Linked DNA regions of Homo sapiens: region 2 is linked to region 1. Evidence: chromatin loops called from intact Hi-C (ENCODE). Cell type or tissue: Caco-2. All regions are shown on one strand. Links, peaks and the distances in the headings refer to the core of each region. The heading gives the core; the rest is flanking DNA.

Region 1 (8,133 bases), core at 1,451-6,450:
CGAAATCAATTTTAATGAGATTTCCTATGTGTTTATTTTTTGATAACTGACGAAAATTCATAAATACAGGATTAATTCCTAGATATACATTAAATTAATTAATAGCTGTAAAACTTTTGTAATAGTTAAAACCTTTTCTATGTTAATATTAGAGTATGATTAACTTACTTCTAACTATGTAATCTGCTTCTCATATTAGGTTCCTGTTGCTAGAGCAAGTATTCTTTGGCTAATTGGAGAAAACTGTGAACGAGTTCCTAAAATTGCCCCTGATGTTTTGAGGAAGATGGCTAAAAGCTTCACTAGTGAAGATGATCTGGTAAAACTGCAGATATTAAATCTGGGAGCAAAATTGTATTTAACCAACTCCAAACAGGTGAGAGGCAAATGTTAGTCAACCTATCTAATACGTACTTTCCTCTTCACTCTGATCAAACAGCGGGGGTCTGTGCCTTCATTAGTCTGACCATTCAACAATTTCTAGGTGCCTGTTTGTTTCAGGTTCTATGTTAGATGATACTAGTGCAAACAGATGACATTCTAGTCTAGTAAGAGAGAAAACAGATTAAAAAATGAAATAGTGTGTGTTAATGCTGTAGCAGAAGTATTGACATACAGTGGAATTCTAGACGAATTATAAAGTCTGAAGTCGATGTGAGGTCAGAGAAAATTTTATAAAGGATGAAACTCTTGACTAAGGGCTTGTAAGAGTGGTTTACTGTACAGAAAGAGGAAAGCACAGGGTCAGAGTCAAGAAACAGCTTGGTGTTTCTGGGAAACTTTTTGAAGGTGAGTCCAGAATGGCAGGTACAATGGTCTGAAAGTTTATATCCCCCAAAGTTCATGTGGTGAAACCTGATCACCCATGTGATGGTATTAGGAGGTAGGACCTTTGGGAGGTGATTAGGTCATAAGGGTGGAGCCTTTATAAATGAACTTTATGCTCTTAGAAAAGAGATCCCTGAGAGCTAGCTTGCTGCTTCTGCCATGTGAGGACACAGTGAGAAGGTGCTATCTGTAAATTAGAAAATGGGTGCTCACTAGACACCAGAACTGTGGGTACCTTGATCTTGGATTTCCCAGCCTCCAGAACTGTGAGAAATAAATTTTTATTATTAATTATATTATTAATAGGCTTCCCAGTTTATGGTATTTTCTAACAGTAGCCCAAATGGACTAAGACATTTTGCAGTTTGAACGCATGGAGTGGCTTGTATGCTCTGCTAAGTAGTATGGACCTTGTCCTGCAGAGGAAAGGGAAACCACTTTTAATAGTAGTATAATTTACCAGATTTGCAGTTTAGAATATTCATTTTTTAAGTCCATTGACTTTTTGAGCAGCTGTTAATAAGAGGAATCATTTTTGCTTCCATGTACGAAATAGGGACTTTTCCTATATCTGAATTGCTATTCTCTGTGAGTGGACTTACCTGTTTAGTAAATTGGAAAAAGATTCTTGCTCATTTGCAGCTAGGCTTCTTGGGAAGCTTTATGCTCTGTGTCCTATCTATTTTTCTCTAATTTTCACTTTTCCTCTGACTCTTACTTTTGCCTTTGTGATTTTTTTTCTCCACCTCCCCTCTCTTTGTTTTTGTCCCCTTCCCCAAAACTCTTTCTGCCTAGATATCTCTCTGACATCCTTCATCCCTTCGTGCCCCGCCCCCGTACTACAGTCCAGTGTGTTTGTCATTGTCTCCTTTCTCTTCCATCCCTGTTTGTTTCTCTCTTTTTGTATTTGCTGTGTATCTCTCTATATGTGTCTCCCTCTCTGTCTGCCTTTCCTGCTTCCCCATAGACCACACTTATTTTCTAGTAAACTAATGTTTGCCTTTCAGAATCCTTAGGTCGATTCCTCAAATTCATTTCTATATGCTTTGGGATTATCTTCATCCCTAATCGTGATATGAGTTATCTTATTATAGCTTTTGCTGATTCATCTACAAGATTTGTAACCAGATAATTGCAAATAATGGAGCATATTTCCATTATTTAGATTTTGTCTTTACATTTTAAGTCATCTTTAAAAGGAATCAGTTAATCCTTTCCAAGTGTCTGTAGATTTCTTCATACATTGAGATGCTTTCTAAAAACTGAGTAAAGAAAGACCTATGTTTGCTGTTGAGTTTCATGTTTCTTGATAAAATAGAGGGAGTTTTAGCCTGAAACTCCATGGTGTTCACTAAATCCCTGTGGTATGGCAAAAGTCAATATGATACCTAGACTCTTAGGATTTTTTTCTGTCTGGTTTGGCCACTCTAAATATATCTAGCTTATGGATTATTGTTAAAGTAATACCAAAATCAAATGTCAATCAAGACTTAATCAAACTAAGTAAAGCTTCTTTCTTTGGCTCTTTTCTTTGTAGCTGTGAATAACCAATAATGAAATGTAGTACTGTTTATTGTAGAGCATGTTTCATGTCTTTTTACCCAGTGAATTTGAAGACAACTAGTTTGCACTCAGGTTTTTTTTTTTTTTTTCTTGATCTCTATTATTAATGGCAGTTTTGGAGCTCAGTTTCTGAAGTGTTTTTTTTTTTTTTTTTTTTTGAGACAGAGTTTCCCTCTGTCACACAGTCTAGAGTTCAGTGGCATGATCTTGGCTCACTGCAACCTCTACCTCCCAGGTTCAAGCAATTCTCATGCCTCAGCCCACTGAGTAGCTGGGATTACAGGCATGTGCCACCATGCCTGGCTAATTCTGTATTTTTAGTAGAGACAGGTTTCACCGTGTTGGCCAGGCTGATCTCGAACTTCTGACCTCAAGTGATCTGCTCACCTCGGCCTCCCAAAGTGCTGGGATTACAGACGTGATATTTTATATTTTAGAATGATACTTCTAGGAAACTACAATAGGCCTCACCACCTAATGGTGAAAACACAGTGATTTTTTTTAATCACAAATTTTTATGTAGCTCATTGTTTTTAAGTGATTAAATATGAAAATAGATTAATAGTGTCTTGAAGAGTTGTTCTCTGTTTTTGAATATTTCTCAAGAAGAGGAGATTGAGAGAATTAGCAACTGAAAATTAGTTGTTTTTTGTTTTGTTTTGGAGCAGAGTCTCCCTCTATCGCCCAGGCTGGAGTACAGTGGCGTGATCTCGACTCACTGCAACCTCTGCCTCCCGTGTTCAAGCAATTCTCCTGCCTCAGCCCCCTGAGTAGCTTATTATGGGTGTCTGCCACCACACCTGGCTAATTTTTTTTTGTATTTTAGTAGAGATGGGGTTTCACCATGTTGGCCAGGCTGGTCTTGAACTCATGACCTCAAGTGATCCGCTTGCCTCAGCCTCCCAAAGTGCTGGGATTACAGGCGTGAGCCACTGCACCCAGCCTGAAAATTAGTTTTAAAGAATGGTTTTAAGCACTATCAACTTGATAGAATTTTTAAAATTTGTGTAATCCATTAGATATAAGACAGACTAAAATAATTGTTTTGACTGAAATACTAAGAATTGTTTTCTCTACTTATTTATTTTAGCCATCTTTAAAACTAAGCTAGGGAGAGTCGATTACAGTGATGAGTAGCTGGTTTGCCGTGAAGTCTTGATATTTATTTGTAGATCTGAATTCCCGGTGGCCTAAATACCTCAGTGAGCATTTCTATAATTTTTATTGAATTATTTAGGGTTATAGAGAATGTCTAAATTGATTTTTATAAGATTTAGCATATTGTATTTATTTGTATGTTTGAAGAATAATCAAATAGTAAATTTCTTTATCTGCCTCAAACTATTTTTGACCTAATATAAAAAATAATTTAAAAATTAGTTAGCAGTCTGTTTTGAGTATATCCTAGACTGACCCTACCATAGAAAACAGCTGTAAACTCCAGAAAAATACAAGAAACAAACGACTTTCTGAAGACACAGAATAGTAAAGAAAAGCAAGAGAATCTGGAGGGAAATTCATACTTAGAAGAAGGAAATGGCACAGAGTTATTTTCCCTGTTTTTATGGCTTTTATCCTGAGGACAGTTTGCAGTTGGCACTGTGCACAGTGGCTAGACCTCCAAAAGGAAATTCAAAGTCCTTCTGGCTTGAGGAAGTAGAGAAGAGAGTTCAGGAAAGCTACAGACATTGGAAAGTTAAGGAAAAATAGTAGAAAGGAGAGAGTCAGTGTGGGAGAATCTCAAAATCTGGGAGTAATTGTACCTAAGTTTTTGGCTGGCATCTGAACCATACTTATGCAGGGTGGATTCAGAGAAACACAGCTAGGAATTAAAGAACCAAGCTGAAATTTGAGGTGTACCCAAGAGACTGAGTTTGTACCTTGAACCCCAACAAAGTTAATTACCTGCTAAAACAAATGAAAATCCTGTACTCATTCAAAGAGTTTAACTATGTCCAGAGTCTCTAAAATACATGGCATTCTTAATGTCCAAATGTATCTTGTATATCCAAAATTACTCAACATAAGAAGAACCAGGATGGGGAGTTATTGTTTAATGAGTACAGAGTTTCTATTTGGGAAGATGAAAAATTCTAGAGATGGATGGTGGTAGTGGTTGCATAATATGGTAAATAGACTGCCTGGCTTCAAATCATGTTGTGCCACTTACATGATTTTGGACAAATCATATAACCTATCCAAGATTTCATTTTCTCATCTGTAAAATGGGAATTATTATAATATAGTCAATTTTGCTATATTGCAACATGTATGCTTCTAAAATCATTGTGCTATACAAAATCACACAATAAAAACCATAGGGATTATTAGAAAAATGCAGTTAGAGTGGCAACACTCAAAAACTATATTGGTGACATATTTTTTAAAAAGGAACCTAAAAAAAAAAACCAGAAGTACAATTTTACACGTGTTAAATGGTTAACAAATAAATACTACAATGATACTGCTCTTTATATTGAAAAAGACTTGAGGTTTGCTTATGGAAGAAAGGCTATACTTGTTCAGCGGTAGAAAGAGGGTTAATCTGAAATTGGATGGAAAGTTGTGCCTCCTAATGAGCATGAATATGGCGCATAACACATGTAGATGTTAACCTCTGAAGTACATGTTTGAGGTATGTATGTTTTGTGTATTCCTACACATCTCTGTTTAGCTGGGTGCATTTTTATGCCTTCACCTAGTATTTCTTGCAGAAGAAATCACCACAAAATTCATGTTATGCCCAAATTGTTCCCTAATATGCCAACTGAGTTGGAACAAATGCACATTTTCAAAACAAGCATTAGAGCAGAACTGACTGTACCTACCTCACAAAGTTATTATGAGGATAACATGAAACAGTTCATGTAAAATGCTTAGATTTCCTTGCACATAATAGTGCCTAGTTCATTTTAGTTATCCTTCTTTTGTAACCCTAGCGAGCAACTGCTGTATTCTTCTTAGGGAATATGATGATTTACAGTAAAGAAACTAGTCTAGTTACTGACAAAAAGTGTATTCTTATTAGGAAAAAAAACTACTGATTTGGGTTTATCCTACTGAGATTTTCTAAGTAGGATGCTGAAATCTCCCCGCCCCTCTTTTTTTTCAGTCTGTGAAGAAAAAAATGGTTAGAAATAAGTATCAAGAGTAGAAAACACTCTTAGAATACTCTCACACAGGAGTAATTTCACTTTTATGTGGGGAAAAAGTTGAAAGACTGAAACCAGTTGAAGTTGCTGAAATCTAGAACTGTTAAGGCAGTATAAAGATTTAGCATGAGTTCGTTGAAATAGTCTACTGAAGTTTGAGGAAGAAAGGATTTAATTAAACAAATTAATAACAATTTAAAAGTTAATGAATAAAAGATGCTTTTGATTTTAAACTCTAATAGTATGTCATCTTTTAAATGTAGTGATAAGTGCTATAAGTTAATGTTTTTCTTAGCTCATTTTGATTTTTAGTTATGAAATATTGCAAACCTATGGAAAAGTACATAATAGCATAAATACATATGTGTATATCTACCACTAGGATTAAGTTGATATTCACATTTGCCTTTATTTATTTATTTATTTATTTATTTAATGTAAGATGTATAGAACTAGAACCTCAAGCTTCTGTTCACACGTTCGTTTCTTCCCCATTGGTAACCACTGCCACCTTGTTGGTGTGTTTCATTCAATCATCCCTGTTTTATATTTTTATTATATGAATATGCATCCATAAGCAATGTATGGTTGTTTTTGTGAGTTTTCAAATTTTACATAAGTAGATATTCTACTTTATGTATATGTTTGCAACTTTTTTTGCTTAATATCATGTTTTTGAAATATGGATATGTGTAGATATAATTTAATTACTATCTCTGTCAGACATTTAAGTTTCTACTTTTCTGCTATTAAAAAAGAAAGTGCTTCCTTGAGTTCTTTTTTACTCTTAGTGAGAGATTTTGTAAATCACACTGATGTTTTAGGGATTCCTCCTAAAGTTAAAAGCAGATTCTCTCTTGCCCGTGATTCAGGTCTTTGGAGAAATCTCCTTCCCCCAAAGCCTCTTTAATGTGATTTAACAAAAGGAGACTTGGACACTCTGAAGTGACATCTCTATCCTTTCTTTGATATGTTTTCCTGGCATTGAAAAACTCAAGTAAATATAATACAGAAAGGAAGACCTTACAGAAAACTTTTCAAGTTGACAAAAAGGTAGATACTATTAAATTCAGAAATTACATCTAAGTCACATAAAGAATCCTGTTTAGTCATGAAATTAAGAAACTAATTAGGGCTGGGCACAGTGGCTCACGCCTGTAATCCCAGCACTTTGGGAGGCCGAGACGGGCAGATCACCTGAGGTCAGGAGTTTGAGACCAGCCTGACCAACGTGGTTAAACCCCGTCTCTACTAAAAATACAAAAAAATTAGCCGGGTGTGGTGGCACATGCCTGTAATCCTAGCTACTTGGGAGGCTGAGGCAGGAGAATCACTTGAACCTGGTTGGCAGAGGTTGCAGTGAGCTGAGATCGCGCCATTGCACTCCAGCCTGGGCAACCAGAGCGAAACTCCATCTCAAAAGAAAGAAAGAAAGAAAGAAACTAATTAGATGGAACAACGGTACTGCTTAGGTTTGCCTCTGGTGTAAGTTAAGAATTCTATGTAGAGTTTACTTCATTTACCAAACATATTTGTTTGTATCATCCTGTTAAAAAATAACAGCAATGTAGAACCAATATAAATCTTTACTATGCCGAATGCAGACTTCTGTGTCCTTTTTATGTAATAGTAAAGATATTATTAGAACTATAGTATTAATAGTAAAATATATATTAGGACTATATTTTAAGAGACCTTTTTAGTTATTTGTACTGACTTATAATCTATTAGAAGAAAGCTATTGTTTGAATAAATATTTCCCAGTTTATTGTCAGAGTATTTTGAGAAGTCTTTTAAATAATGTATTTCTTTTTTTTTTTTTTTTTGAGGCGAGTCTTGCTGTGTCGCCCGGGCTGCAGTGCAGTGGCGCGATCTCGGCTCACTGCAAGCTCCGCCTCCCAGGTTCACGCCATTCTCCTGCCTGAGCCTCCTGAGTAGCTGGGACTACGGGTGCCCGCCACCATGCCCGGCTAATTTTTTGTATTTTTAGTAGAGATGGGGTTTCACTGTGTAATAATGAATTTCTTAATTTTTATGTAACAGTTCTTCAAATTCATTTTTCCTGTGTCACAGTGACTTAGAGTCAATCTGAAGAAAATGTAATTGATATAATTAGTGTCTGGATAGCATTAGCCATTAGTTGGTACCAATAATGGTTCCTTAAATCTAAGCAGGAAAATTAGTCTGAAAACAAAATTTAATAAATAGCTGTATATATGATATTGAATATTTTTGTTAATGATAATACATTATACTGTCATTGCTTATCTTGTGTAATTTGTGAATAAAACAAATTTAAAAGTACTATTTAATTAATATCCCATCTGGTTTTGGATTGAGCCTCTGGTGATATTAAAATGTCATGATTGTACTTAAATGTTGTCTGTTTTCTTCCTAACAGCTTCCCTGGACAGATCTAATTTATGCCTGTTGTCTCCATGCCATCTAGTTTAGGATTTGTCCCAAATTTTTAATGAAGTAATATCACTAATATTTGCCTTAAAATAGCACAGTTAATTTGTAGACCTCCGCTTTGAGGTCTTCTATCTTCTGCCATAATTTTGTCTAGTGGCATGTTAAGACACAAGTG
Region 2 (8,133 bases), core at 1,408-6,407, 110 kb before region 1:
GGAGGCTGAGGATTGCTTGAGCCAAGGAGTTCCGAGACCAGCCTGGGCAACAAAGTGAGACCCTGTCTCTACAGAAATACCAAAAAATCAGCCAGGTATGGTGGAGGGTGCCTGTGGTCCCAGCTACACAGAAGGCTGAGGCAGAAAGCCCACTCGAGCCCAAGAGGTTGAGGCTGCAGTGAGCCAACATGGCACCATTGCCGTCTAGCCTGTGCCACACAGCAAGACTCTGTCTCAAAAAAAAAAAAAAAAAAAAAAGAAAAAGAAAAAAATCATTCTGAAGAATAGAGATTGAAAAGAACAGAGCCTTGGAGTTTTGTTGGTTCATTCTAAAGGTCTAACGTATGCATCATTAGAACAGCAGAAGGAGAGGAGAAAGAGATTGGAGTAGGAAAAAATATTTGAAGAAATAATGGTAGAAAACTTCCCAAATTTGATGAAAGATACAATTTTTATTTTTATTTTTATTTTTTGAGACGGAGTCTCACTCTTGTCGCCCAGGCTGGAGTGCATTGTGCAATCTCGGCTTACTGCAACCTCTGCCCCTGGGGTTCAAGCTTCTCCTGCTTCAGTCTCCTGAGTAGCTGGGATTACAGGTGCCCCCGCTCCCCAGCCCCACCATGCCCAGCTAGTTTTTGTATTTTTAATAGAGATGGGGTTTCACCATGTTGGTCAGGCTGGTCTCGAACTCCTGATCTCAGGTGATCCGCCCTCCTCAGCCTCCCAAAGTGCTGGGATTACAGACATGAGCCACCGTGCCCAGCCAAGATACAAATTTATAGATGAAAGAAGCTCAGCAAATGCCAGTTAGGATAAACTAAAAGAAAACCACGCATAAACACAGTAATCAAATGGTTGAAAACCAAAAATAAAGTCTTGAAAGTAGCGGGAAAAAATGGTACATAGAGGGGAACAATAATTTGAATAAATGCAGATTTCTCATCAGAAATCATGGCAGCCAGAAGAGAGTGGAACAATATGTTTCAAGTACTGAAAGAAGAGAACTGTTAACCCAGAACTCTATATCCATTGAAAATATCCTTCAAGAACGAAGATGAAATAAAGACTAAGAGTATCCATTTCTAACATGTTTACTTTAATGAAATGTTAATAGACGTTGTGTAGGCTGAAGGGAAATGATACCAGATGGATATTTAGGCGGACCAATCAAAATGGTAAATACGTATAAAGGACTAATTTTATTCTTAAGTTATCCCACTATCTGAGAGGTTTTTAATATGGGTGGCTAAACATAAAAGCTAGTGGGGAGGTGGAAATAAAAGAGTCTATATGGTTGCAATGTTTCTGCATTTTTCTTTTCTTTTTTTTTTTTTTTTTTTTTTTTGAGACAGAGTCTCGCTCTGTTGCCCAGGCTGGAGTGTAGTGGTGTGATCTCGGCTCACTGCAACCTCTGCCTCCTGGGTTCAAGTGATTCTTCTGCCTCAGCCTCCTGAGTAGCTGGGACTACTACAGGTGCACGCCACCACACCTGGCTAATTTTTGTATTTTTAGTAGAGATGGGGTTTCACCATATTGGCCAGGCTGGTCTTGAACTCCTGACCTTGTGATCTGCCTGCCTCAGCCTCCCAAAGTGCTGGGATTACAGGCGTGAGCCACTGTGCCCTGCCTGTTTCTGCATTTTTCTTGATCTGGTACAGTGTTAACTGTAAGTAGACTGTGTAAGGTTTGCTGTTTCTGTATTTATATATTTATATGTCTGTTTATCTACCTATGTATCTGATAATCCGATAAGTTAAAGATATGCTGTTTGAGCACAAAGGAGATTCATTTAAACCGCTATTGCTATAGATTATGCCTATGATGCATTTTTACGAGGAACCAGTAAATTATATAAAAAGATATAGGCAGAAAGTTAATATAAAAATATGAAATACTAAAAATTTTCTAAGGAAAAGAGAAAAGAGGAAGTAGGAGAACAGAAAATACAGGGAATAAACAGGAAACGGATACTAAAATGGTAGACCTGAATCTAACCATGTTAATAATTCTATTACATGTAAGTGGTCTGACATTACCAATAAAAAGAGATCTTCATATTGGATGAAAATGTGAAGATACAACTGTGCTCTTTGTAAGAAACCTACTTTTAATATAAAGACATAAGTTATAAGGAAGGAAAAATGCATACCATACAAACACTAACCAAAAAAAGTTCAGATGAATCTATTTATATCAGAGAGAGTAAACTTTTGAACAAATAGTATGGTTAGGATAAAGAACATAACAATAAGAGTCATTTTCCCAAAAAGACATAATAATCTTACATGTGTCTAACAACAGAGCTTCAAAAACGGAGTAAAAAAAAAAACCTGTTAGAACTGACAGGAAAGATTGACAAATTCACAATTATAGAGACGTCAGTGCTTTTTTCTTAAAAATCAATAGAATAGGGAGATAGAAAACCAATAAGGAAATTTAAGACTAGAATAATATCAACTTATATGACCTAACTGACATTTATAGAGCAGTCTACTCAACAGTAGCGAAATATACATTCTTTTTATTATTATTATCTATATTATTATCTATATTATCTATATATTATAATTATTATCTATATTAGCAAGATAGACTACATTCTGGGCCATAAAACACAATCTTAACAAACTTAAAAGAATTAAAATTATGCAAGTGTGTTATCTGACCATATAGAATTAAACTAAACACAGTCATTGGAAGAGATCAAAATTTTTTTAAAATATTTGAAAATTATACATCAAACTTATACATTTAGAAATGATGACATGATCCATGAGTCAAAGTCAAAGTAAAAGTCACAAGGAAATTAGGATGAAATTGAAAAACCACATATCAAAGTTTGGAGGATTTAGGTAAAACAGTACTTACAAGGAAATTTATAGTAATAAAAGCTTATGTTTGAAAAGAAGTATTTCCAATCAGTGCTCTGAGCAGCTACCTTAACATAGCAGAAATAGAAGAGCAAATTAAACTCAAATTAAAACTAAAGAAAGAAATAATAAGGTAGAGTAGAAATCAATGAAATTGAGTAGAGAAAAACAGTAGAGTAAAATCAGTGAAATGAAAAACTAGTCCTTGGAAAAGATAGATAAAATTGATAAACCTGTAGACAGAGTGACCAAGAAAAAACAGGACAAATTATCAATATCAGAAATGCAAGACCCTGTTGACATTTAAGGGATAATTAGGGAATATTTTAGGCATCATTAGCCCCATAAATTTGACTACTTTGTTGAAATGAGCAAAATCCTTCAAAGATAAGCTATGATGTTTACTCAAGAAGAACTAGATTATCTGAATAGTCCTATATCTAATAAAGTAATTGAATTTTTCATTAAAAAAATTTCTACAGGGAACGTTCAGTTCTACATAAGCTCTTCCAGAATATAGAATATGAGAAAATACCTCTGAATTCAATTTCTGAGTTCAGTGCTATCCTGGTCTGAAAACTAGACAAAGACATTATGAAAAAATTAAATTATGTCCATCTCCCTCATGAACATAGAGGATTGGATGGAGAGTAAATCAGTCAAATTTCCCAAAATACAGTGCTGTTAGGCTATACCCATTGTAAGTAAAAACATTGATGTTGGGGCTGAGGCCACCAAAGGTTGAAGGATGAAAAAAAATAAAAGTCAAATGTGTGAAGTTAGAGAACAGGTATCAGAAACTGATGATCACTCTTTTAATCAGATGCCTGCAACCAGTGAATGTTCTTTGGGGCACTCTGGAATTCCATCTCTACCTTGGGTAGAAGCTATCTAAGAGCTTAGCAGAGGGCATGATTAGAACCTAGGAGAGTTTAGAGCTACAAATGACCTTATGTTATCTCCTCAACTTTTGCCCAGCTGCTCCCTAAACATGACTCTCACTTTTTACCTGAAAACTTGTCTTCCTTTCTCACCTTTTATCTAGAGAGTCACCTTCAAAGGGCAGAATCGCTGGTACTGCAGCTTTTTCAAATATCAGGAACTTCAACCAAATAAAATGAAAAAGGACATATTCTCCTATGCTTTCCACCTATGAACCTTACTTTTCCCTCAGGGCCCAAATGTGGCTCCCCTCAATTCCTATGCTCCTTGTTCTGGGTAAAAGAGTACAAGGGGACCAGGAACAGGGTTTTTACCTAAAGCAGAAGGGAGAGAGGGTGGGAGAAGTATGTTATTTGAGTGGATAAGGAGGAATACTGAGAAGGACTGCCCGCTTTCAAACTGAGGTTCAAGGAGTCTAAGAGCTTCTTTGCTGGTTTCTTCCTTTCTTCATGTTGGGAAAAGGGCTTGTGGGGTGTCTGTATAAACTGGCCATAAAAATATGGGACAATAAGTTGTGGAAGCCACAAGAGGCCTCTGAGGAGGAAAGTCTCCTAATTGCCATCATGTTCCCATGCTCAGAGGGAGACCCGCTTTCTTATCTGTAAACACTGTGTTCAAGGAGAAAGACACTCCTTTGAAACACTGGAATGTGAACAGGCGTGCAGGCTCCTAGTTAAGCCCGCTCCTACTAGCTGCTCTCTGATAAGTTAAAGATAGGCTGTTTGAGCACAAAGGAGATTCATTTAAACCACTATCGCTGTAGATTACGCCTATTACGCATTGCCTCCCTTTCACTGTTTCGCCCTGAACGTCTGCTTCTCAGATCTAAGTGATTGTACTCAATAAATAGTGTGGAGACCAGAGCTCTGAGCCTTTTGCAGCCTCCAAAAGTACAACTGGCCCCCTGGCTCCCCACCTTTACTCTTAACTTGTCTCTTCTCAATCCTTTGTTGCCACCGGACTTTGGGTACCCTATGGGTGGTTTTGAGGCTGGTCCCCAACACTCCACAATTTCTACTTTGTTTTTTTTTTGAGACAGAGTCTTGCTCTGTCACCACGCTGGAGTGCAGGGGTGCGATCTTGGCTCACTATAACCTTCGCCTCCTGGGTTCAAGCGATTCTCGTGCCTCAGCCTCCTGAGTAGCTGGGATTACAGGCACGTACCACCACACCCAGCTAATTTTTGTATTTTTAGTAGAGACAGGATTTCAGCATGTTGGCCAGGATGGTCTCGATCTCCAGACCTTGTGATCCACGCTCCTCGGCCTCCCAAAGTGCTGGGATGACAGGCGTGAGCCACCGCACCTGGCCACAATTTCTACTTTTAGGATTGTACTATGTCTTGTCACTCAGTCTACTTCTCTGTCTGTATGCCCTCCTGTAGTGATCTCATCCCTTTCCAAATGCATATTGCTAACCAGTGCTGTCTCCTGTATTCTGTAGCCTTTATTCCCATATATTCAGCTGGCTTCTCAGCATATCTGAAACCAAACTCTGGATTGCTCATCTCCCCAAATACCTGCTTCTTCCCTAGTCTTTCTCATCATAGTAAATGGCAATTCCATTTCTCCAGTTAGTCATTTGTAGTCCTTCTTCTTTTTTTTTTCTTTTGAGTTGGAGTCTCAAACTCTGTCACACAGGCTGGAGTGCAGTGGCGTGATCTCGGCTCACTGCAATCCCCGGCTCCCAGGTTCAAGTGATTCTCCTGCCTCAGCCTCCCAAGTAACTGGGATTACAGGCATCTGCCACCATGCCTGGCTAATTTTGTGTTTGTGTGTGTATGTGTGTGTTTTTAGTAGAGACAGGGTTTCAGCATGTTGGCCGGGCTGGTCACAAACTCCTGGCCTCAAGTAATCTGCCAGCCTTGGCCTCCCAAAGTGCCGGGATTACAGGCAGTAGTTCTTCTTAATTCATGTCCCTTCTTTCTTATATCATATATAATCTATTTTCAGAATAAATCCCAAATCTAGCCCATTCTCACTGTGCTCACTATCTTTCCTCTGCATAATTGCTGTAGCCTTCTGTTTTCCATGGTATCATATCTTCTGGTCTATTTTTCACATTGCAGCCAGAAAGATCCTTTTAAAATATGAGTCATTGCTAAATATTTAATGATGTCTTTCCTCTGCTCACAACTCTCCATTGGTCTCCTGCTTCACTCATAGTAAAAGCCAACTCATTTTACAGTGGTTTATACATTTCTGACCTTATCTCTCACCATTCTTCCCCTCACTTACTCCAGTCTGGCTCTCCTGGCCTCCTATTCCTGGCACATGCCATGCCTAAACCATTGTTTCCCTAGCTAGTCACATGGGTCCCTTCCTCTCTTCCTTTGCATCCCTGCCAAAAGGAAGGCCTTTTCTGACCACCTTATCTAAAAGAGCAACTCCCACCTCCACCTCAGCACTTCTCATCCCCCGATACTACTTTATTTTTCTCCACAGTAGTCTATTGCCACCTCACTATTATTGTTTATTGACCCTTGCCCCATTAGAAGGTAAGCAGCACATGGGCAAGGACTTTGTATTGGTTATGGTTGGATCCCTAAGGCCTAGGATGGTCCCTGCTAGAAAGTATCTTCTCAGCAAATATTTGTTGAGTGAATTTGATTGTGGTGTTTTTTTCCTTCCCCATATTTGAATAACGTTCTGCGGAATAAAGTTAGATAGTCATGGAGTAGGATACCATAGGACAGGATGTCTGACTTTAGGTAATCATTGAATGAATGAATGAATGAATGAATGAATGAATGGCAGGGGTCCTACAGAACATTTAATCCCTCTCTTTTCTTATTTCAAAGATGAGAAAATGGAGAGAGGTGTACAAATCATAGAAAGATGTCTTAGCTTCAGTATTTTGTAAACCCTCCATAGTGCTCAGCAGGTTTCACAAAATACTCAAAAGAATGTCACAGGTAAGGAAATAGAATATAAAAAGACTAGCTTGTATTCAAGAATATTTTAAGGCTATCATATAGAAAGTTCTTATAAGAAATTGGTAACGGGGATTCTAATGCTTCAAGTATCACATATTTATATAACATTTGTTGTAAATTAATAAAGCTAATATCTTTTTAAAGGCAGTTTATTAGATATGGTATGTAATTCATAAGGAATCCCTTTTCCCCAAATTACCCTATAGTTTGAACTTTATTTTGTGGTTACCAAAGTCTGGACTTTTAAAAGATATAAAGTTATAATCTGAGAATGAGAAAGACAAAATGGGAATACAGATAGATATAAAACTAAAATAAATAGAAATGTAAAATAGTGCACAGGAAATTCTAAATGATAAGTGTAGATTAAAATATTCTAGAGGAGGCTGCACATGGTGGCACGTGCCTGTAATCCCAGCAGTTTGGGAGGCCGAGGGGGGTGGATCACTTGAGGTCAGGAGTTCAAGGCCAGCCTGGTCAACATGGCGAAACCTCGTCTCTACTAAAAATACAAAAATTAGCCAGTGGTGGCATCAGGTGCCTGTAATCCCAGCTACTCGGGAGACTGAAGCAGGAGAATCGCTCGAACCCGGGAGGCGGAGGTTGCAGTGAGCCAAGATTGTGCCACTGCGTTCCAGGCTGGGCGACAGAGTGAGATACTGTCTTAAAAAAAAAAATTCTGAAAGAAATTAGGATTGGGTGACACAGTGGCCCAGGTGTTAGGAGATGGCTGTAGCAAGGGAGAAGGAGTAAAATTTGATGATGCTTTAGATAGAAGGGGAGAACTTAGAAAGCTGGGGCCATGATCTGAGCAGAGGCATAGTGGGGCAGCCAGAGAATATTCTAGTAGTGAGTAAGGTCATTTTAATAGAACCTTAGGTCAGAGAGTTTAAGAACAGATGTTAGTGCACATTGTGAGAATATTTGAATGTTACATAAAATCATTTGGACTCCAGACAGTCAGAAGCTTTTGAAATCTTTTACGGGGGCTGACATGTGCAAAGTAGTGTTTTAAGCATATTAAACTGTCAGTGATATACATTATGGATAGGAAGAGGAGACTGAAAAGTTCTCTGTGAGGTGATACTGACCCATGCTAGGATAATAGCAGTGGAAGGGATTAACATGTGTTCTGAGAAGTATTAGCAGGACTTAGTTACTCTTCTGTGAGAAGAGACCAGGGTAATTTTGTGGTTTTTGGTATCTAGGAGAACTGTGGAAATAGGAAATTCTATCATGAATGTCATTTTATCATGAATGCCATTTTGTCATGAAAGATGAGTTTGGCTTTAGACATAGCAAGTTTGGGATGAGAGCAATCTAATGATGTCTAGTTAGAGATGTGGAACTCAGGCTGGATTTGGGCTACAGTTAGTCCTAACGGTG

The links. Hi-C counts contacts between places; a loop is a spot of excess contacts. Peaks named below come from ENCODE experiments on the same cell type or tissue, not always from the same donor. Only the 100,000 strongest peaks of a DNase experiment are listed, where the experiment ranks them.
Region 2: a loop joins it to region 1, with 4 times the contacts of the local background. A loop is called at or near these places in 1 of 110 quality-filtered maps.

The regions. Positions count from the first base shown.
Region 1 is chr5:78,133,386-78,141,518 of GRCh38, reverse strand. AP3B1 (adaptor related protein complex 3 subunit beta 1) reads left to right here. Exons shown (of 27, transcript NM_003664.5): 15 at 200-376. Among named protein-coding and RNA genes, the nearest start is that of AP3B1, 160 kb to the left of the region's middle. In Caco-2, for the core only: no CTCF peak of the experiment used is centred there; no DNase peak of the experiment used is centred there.
Region 2 is chr5:78,241,705-78,249,837 of GRCh38, reverse strand. All of the region lies in intron 2 of AP3B1 (adaptor related protein complex 3 subunit beta 1), which reads left to right. Among named protein-coding and RNA genes, the nearest start is that of AP3B1, 49 kb to the left of the region's middle. In Caco-2, for the core only: no CTCF peak of the experiment used is centred there; a DNase peak (open chromatin) is centred at 4,487.